Regions from separate parts of the Homo sapiens genome. Here region 2 is linked to region 1. A link is a contact called in ENCODE Hi-C or POLR2A ChIA-PET data. All regions are on one chromosome and are shown on one strand. The core of a region is the stretch at or near the end of the contact, and the rest is flanking DNA. Distances in the headings are between cores, read along the strand shown.

The links. Hi-C counts contacts between places; a loop is a spot of excess contacts on that map. ChIA-PET counts read pairs that join two places held with the same protein, here RNA polymerase II (POLR2A). Pooled maps may share reads with other maps.
Region 2: a loop to region 1 is called in a pooled map, with 2.7 times the contacts of the local background. The contact joins the promoter of PKD1-AS1 here to the promoter of ZNF598 in region 1. A Hi-C loop is called at or near these places in 1 of 168 maps with a recorded cell type or tissue (mammary epithelial cell) and 3 of 50 pooled maps. POLR2A ChIA-PET finds 5 or more read pairs at or near these places in 4 of 52 experiments (GM10248, PC-9, WTC11 and 1 more).

The regions. Positions count from the first base shown.
Region 1 is chr16:2,006,510-2,013,746 of GRCh38, forward strand. It overlaps ZNF598 (zinc finger protein 598, E3 ubiquitin ligase), which reads right to left and starts at 3,312. Exons shown (of 14, transcript NM_178167.5): 1 at 3,229-3,312; 2 at 3,116-3,227; 3 at 3,015-3,114. The coding sequence starts at 3,238. It overlaps LOC124903626 (a long non-coding RNA gene), which reads left to right and starts at 3,376. Exons shown (of 2, transcript XR_007064941.1): 1 at 3,376-3,593; 2 at 3,799-4,079. It also overlaps the pseudogene RN7SL219P. RefSeq lists enhancers at 191-1,138, 3,038-3,986, 3,511-3,670 and silencers at 2,611-2,680, 2,691-3,120, 3,211-3,430, 5,521-5,716.
Region 2 is chr16:2,090,186-2,092,685 of GRCh38, forward strand. PKD1-AS1 (PKD1 antisense RNA 1) reads left to right here and starts at 1,251. Exons shown (of 3, transcript NR_135175.1): 1 at 1,251-1,429. PKD1 (polycystin 1, transient receptor potential channel interacting) reads right to left here. Exons shown (of 46, transcript NM_001009944.3): 39 at 2,295-2,407; 40 at 1,862-2,003; 41 at 1,596-1,721; 42 at 1,238-1,412; 43 at 699-989; 44 at 489-623; 45 at 100-405; 46 at 1-9. It overlaps MIR1225 (microRNA 1225), which reads right to left and starts at 99; the gene lies at 10-99.

The DNA.
Region 1 (7,237 bases), core at 2,062-4,561:
ACAGTGGCCAGGGTGGAGTCAGGCACGGTCCACTAAGGAGCCAAACAGCAAGACCCTCCCCCGCCTGATGGTTCCAGCACAGCCAGGCTGGGAGTAGGGGACGTAGGGGACATGGAGGCCAGGGGAAGATGGCTATGGGTAGGGGACTTGGGGGCCTGGGGGAGATGCCTGGGGTGGGACTTGGTGGCTGGAGGGAAATGGCTGGGTTGGGACGTGGGGGCAGGGGGGAGATGGCTGGGGCTACAGAGGGAGACAACAGGTCTAGGTCGCCCCAGCAGGAGAGGGTCACGTGTCTGAGGACAGAAGTACAGAACCCATGGGGAGAGGCTTGGGGATGGGCTATGCAGCAAATGATGAGGGGAAGGGCACTCTACGTGAGCCCTGGAGACGGCCAAGCTAGGCCCCAAGGAGAGCAAGAGGCAAATGGGGTGAGGCCTGCTTAGGAACAGGAGGCCCCCAAGACCCCCCACAGGGACAGGTGTGGTGTCTGCCTGGGGCCTTGCTGCTCTACACTCCCCAGCATGTCATGGGCACACAAAAGGACAGCGGTGAGGGCCTGCCCACACGTGGGGAGGGGGACCCTGGGGTTGGCTCCCAGGGCCATCTAGAGAGTCTAGACCTCCAAGGAGCCCAGATGGGGACAGCAGCAGCAGGGAGCATCTTACAGAGGGCCAGGGCCATGGGGGACGGGAGCGGGGTGGGGGGACAGCAGAAGCAGGGAGCATTTTACAGATAGGGCCAGGGCCACGGGGGACGGGAGCAGGGCGGAGGGGGAGCAGTAGGAGTAGGAAAGCATGACCCAAGCCAGCATGTCACCCTCCTGACCTGGGACCTTGGGTAACTGTGGGCTGGCCCTCTGCGCCCCCTCCCACTGCCTGCCTGTAAGGTGCAGGTGGGCTGCCCTGGGGGGCTTGCAGCCTCATCAGGACTCCTGCAGTAACACCAGGGACCAGAGCAAGCTGGAGAGCAAGATGCAAACAGCAGGAACCGGCCCTTGAGAAAGACGCAGCCAGGAAAGAGGCCCAGAACGTGGGGCTCCACCACCCCAGGACCTCTGTCAGCCATGGCCAAGACCAGCGCCCCCACCTCCCACGGAGGGGAGCCTGCCTCGGCTTCCACCCTGAGCACCTGCCAGGGGTCAGGCCCATCTGGCTCCTGGCCTGAGCAGCAGCTGCAGCCTCCACAGGGAAGGCCTGGGTCCAGGTGTGTGGAACTAACAAGCACATGGAGCCAGCCGATTCCACACGGCATCCTGGACACTTTCCTCACAATTTTCGCAAAACCTTAGTCCCATAAGGGAGGCCAAGGCAACGCCAGGGTTCAGGAGTTGAGGGTTGCAGTGGGAATTCCTGAGCACGCATGGGACACAGAATATATTCAGGGGATGGTGCTGAACTCAGTAAGGAAAAAGGAGACTAGAGTGAGGCGGCAAGCTCAAGATGGGAAGAAAATAGAACGAATGCAAAGGAGAGGAGACCAGCAAACAGCAAACTTTCCAGGAGCCCCTCCTTCAGCCCAGTAAGGCGGGGTAGGCCCTAGAGGAAGCCGGCTGGGGGCACCCAGTGCCAAACCACACCCCGGCTGACAGCTCATGTCCGCAGCCCCCAGCCACAGAGCTCCTGGAGGGCGTGGGGCCTACAAGGAATGAGAGCGGGCAGAGGCTGCCACAGTAAGCATACGCAGATGTTCACTCATGTCTTGCATCAGACCTGCAGCCTGGGTCGGGACCTCACGTGCCAAGAACTCCTTAGCGTCTTCTTTCCGGAAGGAAGCTACAGGTGTGCTGGGAAACCTAGCTGTTGGAGAGTGAGGTCATGCTATGCAGGACTGGCTGGCAAGGCAGGCCCTGGCAAAGCCAGGAAGCGCCCTGAGGAAGCCACGGGCCAAGGTCCTCTGTGACTGTTCCTGCACCCCAGATCTCCCCGGGGTCTGGGTCGGCCTCCTCCTGTCACATGACAGACTGATAGAATCTCCAAATGTCTTTTTCCAAAAAGGGCACAGACTATAAGCCCACAAATTGCTCAGAGAATTGCAGCATCTCTTCAACTCCTTTGATGTAAACGTCTACTTAAAGAAAGAAAAGGAAAAAAAGAAAGAACCTACACCTCAATACTGCTCTGCATCACTTCTGGGGAGAAGAAAGTTAGATTCCTGGCAGATGTCACCAGCCGAAGCCTTCTATGAACAAACCGGGGGAATTTCACAATGCTGGAAGCAAACAAATCTCTAAGCTCAGCAAACCAACGGGCTCCAGCCAGGTGCCCACAGCCAGCAGCTGGCAGTGCAGTGAGGGTGGAGGAACGCTGCATGGTACCCTCTGACCCCTCCACGGCTTCCAAGTCTGTACAGTCAAAAACGTCTCCCATTCACTGCGGAGATGAGCGCCAAAGGCGGGGGGCGGCGGCGAGGAGGAGGACAACTTCCTAACACTTTTCTCCCTTCCCGCCAAGAAGCGCGAGGGGGCCTTCCCCTCCGACGGGCAGGTCTCCTTCCGAGGCTAGTGTCACCTCCACTCCACAGAGGAAAACGTCAGTCTCGGAAGGAGTTTGCTCAGGGTCATCCAATGGGGGCCCAGAAACACAGCTGGGCTGAGAATGCCCAGAGTTTGACGCCCTGCTTCCAGGACGGATGGCCTCCGCAGAGTCCCCCTTGCCTTGTTTCCTCGAATGGAGGACCCTGGAAAATAAACTCCTGAAGACGAGCAGGTCACCGAGTTCTCCATCTGATCAGGACCCTTCCTGAGGCCCGGCAGGAACCCCCGGGACACGGGGGAAGTCCCCAGGCTGTCCCCACAGGGCTTGCCCCCTCCTGCAACCCGCTCGGCCGCCTCCGGCCTCCAAGCCCCAACGCCCCGCCGTCAGCCGCACGGCCGGGACCCCGCCCTGGGTGGCCCCACCAGGCCTCTCTCGGAAGCCGGCGCCGCCGGGCCCACGGCCGGACCTCAGTGAGGCAAAGTCCCCATCCGGTCGCCGGGAGCCCCGCTGCCCCCGGGCCGCGCCCCCGGCGCCCCGCACCTGGCGCAGCTCCTCGCGGCACACGGCGCAGTAGCGCTGCTCGCAGAGCACCCGCATCTTGGTAGAGCAGCGGTAGCACACCGGGTGGTCGCAGCGGCCCCAGCGCCGTGGCCTCCAGGTCTCCGCAGCACAGCACGCAGCTCCCGCCTCCCCGCTCAGGAGCTGCCGCCGCCTCCGCCTCCATGTCCGCGCGCCGCCCCTCGGCGCCCCCCGGCCGCCGCCATGGTCCGGGATCCGGCCCCCCTCTCGGCCGGTCGTGGCGCCGAGCGGCCTGGCTCCCGGCGGGCCCGCCCCTTCCGGGCAAACGTCACCGCCCCACCCAGCAACGGGCCCGCCCGGCGCAAGTGCGCGTCGCGACTTCCGCCTCAGCGCGGCGCCGGCTAGAGCGGTGGCCCTGATAGAGGCCGCTCTACCATGAGCCGACCGCTCGAAGGTCCGCGCGGCCACGCGGCCAGCCCCGGGCTCCTCTGGGCCACGCGTGTCACGTCAACACTCGCCGGGCTCCACGAACTGGCGTTGTCAGATGAAACACGGCACAACTGGTTTGCATCTCAGATGAACAAGGGGTCATGTCTTAGTGTAAGTATAGCCCAAATATTGATGGGCTAGGCTCATACTAAAATGCTGCTCCTTATCTGAAATTGACATTTAAGTGGACCTGCCGTATTTGTATTTGCTAAATCTGGCCACCTTATTAGGAAACCGGTCTCTGGTATTTGGAACACACACAAGCGTGGTCCCGCCTCCACTTCCCTAATGCCCTGTTTAAATCCCTACATGAAAGACAACGTGAAAGGCAGCACGTGGTGACGTCCATCTCGCAGCCCAGGGCAGTCTCGCCAGGCCTGCCCAGAAGGGGCCTCTGGAAGGCACGAACGGAACCTGTCCTCTTTACGCTGGGCCCAGCACAGGACGTGTTTGGATGGATGCTGCAGTAACAGGGCCTCCTCCCTACCCTTGAGGGCCAGGCACACTCAGGACCTCCCTCCCTCTGCCATCCAGAAGGCAGGTCCAGATCTAAACCCTACTGGAAAAGAGGCAGTAAATTGTATCAATGAGCCTGAACTTTACTTACTTTATTTGAGACCGGGTCTTGCTCTTGCTGTAACACAGTGGTACGATCACAGCACACTGAGGCCTCAACCTCCTGGGCTCAAGTGATCCATGCCCAGTGAACTTGGACTTTAGAAACAGACACAAATGGGCTTGAAACCCCAATTTTGCCACTTGAAAAAAGCTGTCAGGCACAGTGGCTCAAGCCTGTAATCCCAGCAGTTTGGGAGGCTGGGTGGCCCGGATTGCTGGAGCCTGGGAATTTGAGACCAGCCTGGCCTACACAGTCAGGCTCCATCTCCACAAAAAAAATTTTTAGGCCGGGCGTGGTGGCTCACGCCTGTAATCCCAGCACTTTGGGAGGTTGGGATCACCTGAGGTCAGGAATTGGAGACAAGCCTGACCAAAATGGTGAAACCCCATCTCTACTAAAAATACAAAAATTAGCCGGGCGTGGTGACATGTGCCTGTAGTCCCAGCTACTCGGCAGCCTGAGGCAGTAGAATCTCTTGAAACCGTGAGGCAGAGGTTGCAGTGAGCCGAGATCACGACAATCACGCCACTGCACTCCAGCCTTGGCAACAGAGCGAGACTCCATCTCAAAAAAAAAAAAAAAAACACACACGACTAGAGTGCAGTGGCGTGATCTCGGCTCACTGCAAGCTCCGCCTCCCGGGTTCACGCCATTCTCCTGCCTCAGCCTCCTGAGTAGCTGGGACTACAGGCACCCGCCACCACGCCCTGCTAATTTTTTTTTTTTATTTTTAGTAGAGACAGGATTTCACCATGTTCGCCAGGATGGTCTCGATCTCCTGACCTCTTGATCCACCTGCCTTGGCCTCCCAAAGTGCTGGGATTACAGGCATGAGCCACTGTGCCTGGCCAAAACACACAAAAATTAACGGGGCGTGGTGACATGCGCCTGTAGTCACAGCTTCTCGGGAGGCTGAGGCACGAGAAACGCTTGATCCCAGGAGGCAGAGGTTTCAATGAGCAGAGATTGCGCCCCTGCACTCCAACCTGGGCCACAGAGTGAGACTCCATCTCAAAAAAAAAAAAAGAAAACTGGGAAAAGTTATTGTAAGGATGTAAGAAGTTCAACATCTTGGCTGGGCGCGGTGGCTCACACCTGTAATCCCAGCTTGAAATTGGCACTTTGTGAGGCTGAGGCAGGTGGATCACGAGGTCAGGAGATCAAGACCATCATGACTAACGCGGTGAAACCCCATGTCTACTAAAAATACAAAAAGAAATTAGCCTGGTGTGGTGGCGGGCGCCTGTAGTCCCACCTACTCCGGAGGCTGAGGTAGGAGAATGGTGTGAACCCGGGAGGTGGAGCTTGCAGTGAGCCAAGATTGCGCCACTGCATTCCAGCATGGGCAACAGAGTGAGACTCCATCTCAAAAAAAAAAAAAAAAAAAAAGGCCACAAACTTGGCTTAAAACACACAAATGTATTATCTTTAGTTCTGGAGTCCAGACTCTAACGTGGGTCACACTGAGCTAAAATCAGGGTGTCAGTATCACTGCATTCCTATTTGGAGGCTCCAGGGGAGAATCTGCTTCCTTGCCTTTTCCAGCTGTTAGAGGCTGCCCGAACTCCTTGGCTCATGGCTGCTTTCTGTCTTTCAGAGTTGACTCTGGGGGAGGCCAGTGGTCCAATCTTTTTTTTTTCTTTGAGATGGAGTCTCTGTCGCCCAGGCTGAAGTGCAGTGGCACAGTCTTGGCTCACTGCAACCTCCACTTCCCAGGTTCAAGCAATTCTCCTGCCTCAGCCTCCCGAGTAGCTGGGACTACAGGCACCCGCCACAACACCCGGCTAATTTCTTTTTGTATTTTTAGTAGAGACAGGGTTTCACCGTGTTAGCCAGGATGGTCTCCATCTCCTGCCCTCATGATCCACCCGCCTCGGCCTCCCAAAGTGCTGGGATTACAGGCGTGAGCCACCCCGCCCAGCTTTTTTTTTTTTAGGTGGAGTTTCGCTCTTGTTGTCCAGGCTGGAGTGCAATGGCACAATCTCGGCTCACTGCAAACTCCGCCTCCCGGTTCGAGCAATTCTCCTGCCTCAGCCTCCTCAGTAGCTGGGATTACAGGCATGCGCCACCACGCCCGGCTAATTTTGTATTTTTAGTGGAGACGGGGTTTCTCCATGTTGGTCAGGCTGGTCTTGAACTTCTGACCTCAGGTGATCCGCCTGCATTGGCCTCCCAAAGTGCTGGGATTACAGGCGTGAGCCACCACGCCCAGCCGCTAATCTCCTATTAAAGCCAGCTGGCCTGATGTGGTGGCTCAGGCCTGTAATCTCAGCACTTTGGGAGGCTGAGGCAGGCAGATCACTGGAGGTCAAGAGTTCGAGGCCAGCCTGGCCAACATGGTGAAACCCCATCTCTACTAAAAATACAAAAATTAGCCGGGCATGGTGGTGGGCGCCTATAATTCCAGCTACTTGGGAACCTAAGGCAGGAGAATCGCTTTGAACCCGGGAGGCAGAGGTTGTAGTGAGCGGAGATCATGCCACTGTACTCCAGCCTGGGTGACAGAGCAAGACTCTGTTTCAAATAAAATAAAATAAAGCCAGCTAATTAGCAACCTTAATTTTATATTCCCTGGTGTGGTGGTGCGCACGTGTAGTCTCAGCTACTCGGGAGGCCGAGGCAGGAGGATTGTGTCAGTCCAGGAGTTCTGAGGATATAGTGGGCTGTGTCAGTCAGGTGTCTGCACTAAGTTTGGCATCGACTTGGTGACCTCCTGGGAGCAGGGGACCACCAGGTTGCCTCAGGAGGGGTGAACTGGGCCAGTTTGGAAAGAGAGCAGGTCAAAACTCCTGTGATCAGTAGTGGGATCACGCCTGTGAATAGCCACTAGACATCAGCCTGGGCAACATAGTGAGACCCTGCCTCTAATCAACCATTTTATCTACAGCCTAATTCCCTCCTACTATGTGGCATAAATATTCACAGGTTGCAGGGATTGGGGGCGAACATCTTTGGGGGGCTACTGTTCTGCGTACACACATGGGTGAAGGCCAGGGATGCTACTAAAGATTCTCAGTGCACAGGATGGCAAAGGTCAGTAGTGCTGCAGCTACGAGTTTTTCTGTTTCTGGCCGGGCGCAGGGGCGCATGCCTGTAATCCCAGCACTATGGGAGGCCGAGGCGGGCGGATCCCCTG
Region 2 (2,500 bases), core at 1-2,500, 82 kb after region 1:
GTGGCGGAACTGGGGGCGGCACAGGGGCTCAGTCAGTCCGGCTGCACCCTGGGCAGAGCCCAGGGCGTGTCCCTCTCCCCCCCACTGGGCCGTACCCACCTCCTTGACCTTGCTGAGGCCCATCCAGAGGCGCAGCCTGCGCAGGAACAACTCCACCATCTCGTAGTCCTGGGGCTCCCAGGCCGGCCGGTACAGCTCTCCACGCAAGGCGTGGTAGCGCCAGCGGAGAATAACAGCCCCCAGCCGTAGGGCGCCCCACAGCCGCAGTGCCCAGAGCCCCACACACAGCAGGGGTGACAGGTGCCAGGACTCGGCAGGACACAGGGTAGAGAGCCCAGTCCCAGGGCACAGCACCAACAGGGCCTGGGCCACGCTCCAGAGGGAGTCCACACAGGAAGACACGAGCTGCGGGGAAGGCGACACCAGTGAGGGCGTACAGCTGAGCTGAGCTGAGCTAAGACGCCCTCCCCGGCCGCGCAGTCACCTACCAGGATGGCCAGCTGGGCGTAGGCTACCCCGAGCACCACCAGGCCCAAGGTGACCCCCAGGAGCTCTGGCAGAGCTCGGCATAATGTCTTGCCAAAGACGGACCACTGGCGCACGAAGCGTAGCTGCTGGGCAGCCTGCGGACGAGAAATCTGTCTGCTTGCAGCCCTGGGGTGTGCGCCCAGCCCCGCGCCCACCGGCCCAGCCCTCACCTTGACCAAAAGCAGGAAGAGCAGCGAGGCCGCCAGGCCACGGGCTGCGGAGCTCAGCTGCGCCACCTGGTCGAAGCTAGTGAAGCGGCGCGGGCGGCCGCGCACGAAACGGGTCCACTGGCGGTCAGCGGCACCCAGCTGGGCGAGGCGTACCAGTGCCGTGGCCGCCGTCAGCGCCACCAGCAGCCACCGCGCCCAGGCTCCGAGCCGCAGCACGCGCCAGCGCCCTTCCCTGTGCCAAGTACGGGCCTCGGCCACGGCGAAGTGCACGGCGAACAGCAGCAGGCACACCTGTGGGGGGCGCGGTCAGGAGGGCGGGAGGGACGCTGCCGGGGCGGGGCCCTGCGAGGGGGCGGGACGCTGCCGGGGCGGGGCCCTACGAGGGGGCGGGACGCTGCCGGGGCGGGGCCCTGCGAGGGGGCGGGACGCTGCGAGGGGGCGGGGCGCTGCGAGGGGTGAGACGCTGCCGGGGCGGGGCCCCGCGAGGGGGCGGGACGCTGCCGGTGGGAGGCGCGGGGTCTGGCCGGGGACGGGCGTACCGAGGTGAGCAGAGGCAGCGAGAGGCCCGCGCTGAGGCGGCGCAGCGCAAAGGGGCGGACGCTGAGGGCGGCCAGGGCGCGGCCGGCCGCCGGGAACTCGAGGCGCAGCGTGACGGCGGCGTGCAGCCCCACGGCCGGGCTGTAGCGCGTGAGCTCCAGGAACACAGCGCGGCTCCTGCGCAGAGGGTGCGGGTCAGTAGGAGCGGGTGGCAGGGCGGGAGCTGCGGGGACCGCGCAGTGCAGGCGTGGCTGAGGGGCTGTGGAAGCCGCCTAGGCCAGCGGGGGCCGGAGGAGTGAGGGTGGGCTCCTGGCTGGTGACTGCGGCCACCCCGGAGAGGGCAGGGGAGGGAGCTCCCACCTGTTGTCCAGCCAGTTGTGCAGCTGCAGGAAGCGCAGCCGGTCGCGGCTCTCCTCCAGGCTCAGGCCCAGCTCCTGCACGTAGCCCCCGCTGTCATACACGGCACAGGAGCCCCAGGACCATGCCCTGCCGGAGAGGGGTGGCGTGGGTGCCGCACCCCAGCCCTTCCGGCACCCCGGAGCCAGGCTGGTCAGGAGGCCGCGGCACTCCTGGAGAACTACTCCCTTGTCCTTGGCGTAGACGCCCGGGGCCCTCGCTCTGCTCACCCCAGCAGATCCGGCGCTGAATAGGCCCACGTCCCCGAGCCATTGTGAGGACTCTCCCAGCCAACGTCGTAATCGCTGGTGCTGAAGCCTCCTGCGGCCGAGCACGTGTGGACCCTGGGGCCGGGAGGGTCTGGGTAGAGTGCTGAAACACACAGAGCCCCAGGCCGGGGCCAGGGCCTCATCAAAACCCAACAGGAGTGTTTCCTGCTGGCCAGCTCGCCTGAGCTCTGGTTCGGCGCCACCCCAGGGAACCCTCCCAGCAGCCATCAATTAGACAACGTTACCATCTCTCATATACAGAGAAGGAAACGGCGGTGTTAAGAGGGCAAAGGTCACACAGCTAGGGAGCAGGGCTGATGCCAGAGCTCCGCTAAAGGCTGCTCTCTCAACAAGAGGAACGATTTAAGTCTTGGGGCACGCCCTGCCAGCTCACCTTCCTGCAGCCGCACCTGCCGCAGCCGTGGGGGCCCCAGCTCTGGGCTGGACTGGTTCCCGTGGACGTAGGGCAGCAGCACGTGGGCCATCCATGGCCAGAGCTCCTCAGACCTGCCACAGCATCAGTCACACGCTCCAGCCCCTACTGCCCCATGCCCGCCTCGAGTGAGCGGCCACCAGAGACCCAGGGAACATGGCTCCCAC